2 separate regions of the Homo sapiens genome follow, and region 2 is linked to region 1. Evidence: chromatin loops called from intact Hi-C (ENCODE). Cell type or tissue: heart right ventricle. All regions are shown on one strand.

What was found. Peaks named below come from ENCODE experiments on the same cell type or tissue, not always from the same donor. Only the 100,000 strongest peaks of a DNase experiment are listed, where the experiment ranks them.
Region 2: a loop joins it to region 1, with 2.5 times the contacts of the local background. A loop is called at or near these places in 90 of 110 quality-filtered maps.

What each region holds. Positions count from the first base shown.
Region 1 is chr2:55,167,701-55,170,200 of GRCh38, forward strand. No RefSeq gene overlaps it. Among named protein-coding and RNA genes, the nearest start is that of CLHC1, 63 kb to the right of the region's middle. In heart right ventricle, a CTCF peak has its summit at 1,060 (motif pointing left); DNase peaks (open chromatin) are centred at 629 and 1,057; H3K27ac peaks cover 1,020 bases.
Region 2 is chr2:54,898,474-54,900,973 of GRCh38, forward strand. EML6 (EMAP like 6) reads left to right here. Exons shown (of 42, transcript NM_001039753.4): 22 at 1,168-1,309. Among named protein-coding and RNA genes, the nearest start is that of EML6-AS1, 150 kb to the left of the region's middle. In heart right ventricle, a CTCF peak has its summit at 1,558 (motif pointing right); no DNase peak of the experiment used is centred here.

The DNA.
Region 1 (2,500 bases):
CTGTCCTCCTAAATGTATTCACCTACTCAGGAATCATCAGGCCTTGTTTCTCCTCCTCTAGACACTCAGCTGACCTGGGAAAATTACAAGCTGCTTGACCAACAAGCTCATTATCTTGTTTTTGATGGAGACAGAGCTGAGGAACAAAGACAACAAATAAAACCCCAACTGTGGGGTGAAAGAAGACTTAACCTTGGCTCATAGGCTCCCTTCAAAAGCTAAGTGGTATGTGGAGATCCGTGAGCTGGCAGTTCTGGTCAGAAAATAACAAAGTCTCAGAATTGCTTCCTAGGCTAGGGTCTCTCCGGAGGCACACACAGACGCCTCTTGCCTTCACCTCTGCACTAATCTCATTGCCCCACTTTGAATCAAGGCTTGAAGACTGTGCAAGCAGAATAACCAGGCACTCTCTTCAGTTAGTTCTGAAACCATCTCAATGATTTTGGGAGAATACACTCCCCACAATCTGGCAACAAGTTGTCTGGCTTGGGTTATTTCTAAGTCTACATTTCTTAGTTTCCTGAAGAATACACTGAGCATGCCAAAAGGTTTCAAAGCTACAGTTACGGCATCAGCAACAACTCTTCAACTAGCCTGTGCTTCAGCCCAAAGCAGCACAAACAGAAAAGTCAGCCAAGCCACGAGGGGCCTGGTCAAGCGTCTAACAGTGTAGGATTGCTGCATAAAGAGCAGGATCCTACTACAATACATCCTTTGAAGTGCCTCGAAAATAAATGCTATGTTTAGAAAACAAAGTCCTCTCTCCAGGCCTGGACTCACCCCACTCACCCCACCCTCATCCCTATTTCACTGAAAAGCTAAATATGAAAAAGTGCTTGGATGTTTACATATTTTCATATAGAGTAAATTTTCCTTAAAGGGCCATCTTCTTAAGAATACAAATCCTCCAAGAATGGTCCTTGAGCTGCTCAAGCTTTCCAACCAGAAAATATGACTATATTGAAAAATACGACTAGAAACAATAGGACCAGCCTCACTTCTTCCCCATAAAAACAATTCCAATCACTGAAGGTCTTGCTGGCATCTCTGCCGCCATCTACTGAGTCAAACTGGCACATATTCTAGTAAATCCTAACCAAGAAAGGTCATTGTTCTGTTATGTTTCCATTTTAACTCTTACCATGTTGTATTACAATTGTTTGTATATAACTTTACTTCTAGATTGCAAGTACCCATGAGATACATAGGATGTCTTATTCCTCTCTTAGTAGCTAATCAGGAAATGGTTGTTGGATTAAGTAATTTTGAGTGTTGCACAGGGCTTCTCCAAAAAAGATCATCTCAAGAATTTTCTTTAGGACTCCTCTAAAACCCAGAAACTACCATAATTATATCAAACAGAAGAGAGCAACTAGTTTATTTTTTAAGGCTTTCAGAGTAGCTCCTTCTACAACTTTCTTTATTGACCCAATACCAGCCTTCACAATCTCCACCATCAGCAAATTATTCTGTCTCAAATAAAAATGGTTTATTATTTAGTTCTATGGCTCATGTGGCTTAGAGTTTGTTGTATCCTTAAGGTGAGGGCTTTTGGACACTCAAAGGCAGAACTGTGATTATATGTTTGTTTTTTTCTTCCCAAATTGAATAACCCCATTCCTTCAACTTTTCTTTCTACATCTTCACGATCTATACATGCTCAAAATTAGTAACAGTTTTCTTAATGTGAAGCCTCAAACTAGTTTCGATGCTCTATTTAGCATTTAAGCAAAGATGATTTCAACAAGTGTTTGTGGTGCCTGCTATTATCCCTATCAATGGGACACTTTGCATTAGGCAAACCTAACATTTACCAGGCAGATAAATTAGGAGTTGGTGATTCATCTCACAGAGCATTCCCAGGAAAATTTCTTCAAAATAACCATTTCAGTCCTGTTTCATTTAGAAAACATTCATTTTATAAGCAATTTTTCATGGATTACAAATCACAGAATGAGAGTAGCTGTAATCTTATTGATGTCTAATTTATGTGTCACTTGGGTTTAAGATATGCACCTTTTTCTGGTATCTGCTACTGGTGTTATGAGCTCTTCAAGACCTCTTGTTCCTTAGGGAAAGAGTCAGCATGAAAATCATCTCTTAGAAAATATTATCATGTTCATTTGACACCTGAAAAAGCATACCCAGAGGGTAGAAGAAACTTGGAGACTGTTTATACACACAAATAGCATAAAGGACTTTTTTCCATCTCTAGGGGACCAACCTGGGCAAAGGAATAGAAGGAATAGCCTTGGCAATTATTCTCCCTGTCCCTGCACCCTCAAGAAAACAGGGAGAGTCACATTCTCGGATGCCAAGATTAATACCTATGTTTGGTTTCTTGGCAAGCAGGCTCTCTGCACTGCAATCTGGAAGGCCACTGGAATCTCTCTGCCAATGTTTTTCGCATTCTCATTATTGATCCTAGTAGCAGCACAAACCTGTTTCTGGATGTTGTGTTCAGAAGCTGATCAACATTAAGTACTCACCTCAAGGAGGC
Region 2 (2,500 bases), 270 kb before region 1:
AAGGCTAGAAAACCGGGGATGTAGGGTGTCCTCAAATCCAATAAATTCAAAAACAATGTCTGTATCCTTCAGCCCTCATTTTCTCATATTTGAATGTCAGTTGTATTTGGAACTTTACATCTTCTGCCAAATTACTGTTTTGCTCAAATAGCTTCTCAGTTAAATTGGAATCATCCAATTTCTCTTTGGAAAGCCACCTGTTCCCCAAAGCATTCCAGCTACAAACACCTTTCAGATGCCTGTGTGTGGGCTTCCTTTTTGCTTTACTAAGCAAAGCCTTTTTGTAATTAGCCATTAAAAAGCCAAAATTCAGTAAACAGTTAATCTGGTCTGTTTTATTGCTCTGTAGCACTAATCTTTACACACTGCATTATAGAGTGAAAAATTATGAGAATCAAATTCATTTTCTCCCTGTTAAGTGTTCGTTATAAAAAAATACTGCTTTCTCTTAGTTATTATTCTAAGCCAGCCAAGTGTGTTTGTGATAAGATACAGATACATGGAATTGGTCCAGTGCTTATTAAGCACCTTTCAGTTTTTGATGTTCATTGTTGGCACATGGACAGACCAATTTGTGAACAGACGCAGAACCTGGGCTACACCGAGGACGCTTGAAATGAAAATTTAGCTTCCTTTACTTCTGCTCTGCCGAATGCTACACATTCAAAGGACTAAAATTGCATAAATAATTAGAATATTGCTCTTCAATTTCACTGACATGAATGGGTCGTACCTGCATCTTTTAGAATATGATTTAACTGAAGGAAGTGGTTTGTGTCCTTGTGATTAAGCTGCTTTACTAGGAGGGTACATATATACTATGTTTATTTAGTATGAAACAACAGAAAAGCAGGCATTTCACCATTTACCTGGATGTTTCTAAATGGAAAGATGTTTGGCATCATATAAACAAAACCAATAAGCAATGAGTTCATGTTTTGCTTTGCAAATGAATGATTTAGCATCGTGTAGGTCTAGCTGTAGATTCAAGTTTAAATGAAAAAATTATTTCGGGTGATGATTTTGGTTCAAGGAAGCTCAAAGTGTGTTTATTCCTATTTGTGCTTTTTTGTGGTACTCTTGGACTGAATATGTAGCACCAGGCTAAAGAAGGGCTAGCCAAACAGCATAAGTAGAGTTTATGTTGCCCCTTTTCCTCTCCCACAGGGGCACATGGAAGGAGAAGTGTGGGGGTTGGCAGCTCACCCTCTCCTGCCCATCTGTGCAACAGTGAGCGATGATAAAACACTTCGCATCTGGGAACTATCTGCCCAGCACCGTATGCTGGCAGTACGGAAACTCAAAAAAGGTACATAACACCACCTTACACATCTGTCAGAGTATTTACAAGTAACAGAATGTGTCATATTTATTCACTCAGTTAATATTTACTGAGGGCACGTGTTATATGCCCATAAATATGCTGGGCAATGAGAATTTTATATTGGTTGCTACAGTCATAACTAAGCACATGTAGAATTATGCCAGAAGGCTGGCCTAATCCAGCTCCATTTTTCACTTCATTTTCCTTGCACTGCACAGATATTTGCCACCTGGGGGCAATATGTCCTTCCTCTTCTCATTGAGAGCTGTGGGAGTCAATTGAAATTCATCAGCTTTTAAAGAATGCTATTTATTTTGTAACAGTCTCCAGAACTTATTTTATGACTTGAAAACAAACATCAATTATATAGAAATATAATACTTAAGAAATGAGTAAATATGTCTTGAACACCTAAATGCACTAGAACTATGAGGTGTACTGAGAGGTACAAATTCAGCAAACATTTATTAAGTAGCTTCTGTGTGGCAGGCACAGGGGATCCCATGATGAATGGTCCCATCTCTAGTGTCAGAGATAGACAGGACTTGAACAGAGTCTCAGCAACATATCCATTCAAATTGGGTAATTCGAGGAGAGTCTTTAAAATGGGACTATTTATATAAAGGGATGGGGAAGGTATGAGGAAATGACCAGGGATAGTGCAGCACTATGCAGCTAGTAATGGCGGCTGCTCTCACTGGCCCTGGGCTTGAAGGGACAGGAGGAGAGGACAATTGCTGCAACCTTGAATATGAGAGCCACATGAGATGGCAGCCTGAGAGAAGCCACGACTGATAGCAGGGGACTCTGCCAGCATGCAGTGACCCTGCGGGAGGCAGCCAGGGAAATAAATGGCCCGGCCTCCCTATTCTTCCTCCATCTCTCTAATTTCCCACCAGTGCTCCCCGTTGGCCAAAGTCAACCTGAAACCAGAGGACAAGGGAGCCCATTGATGCTCTCCATGCAGACCAGCTTCAGGCACAGAGCAGGGTGGACAAGGGCAAAAAGGGGATGTGAAAGGACAAACTAAAGATATTTGGCACAAAGTACCCTGGAGCCTCAGAGGACATCTACTGCTTGGAAATGCTTCATCAGAGAGGTGACGAGCTGAGGCTTGAAGGATCTGTAAAAGTTCTTAAGAGGGAAGGATGAAATTGAGGTCTGACCCTAAAATAT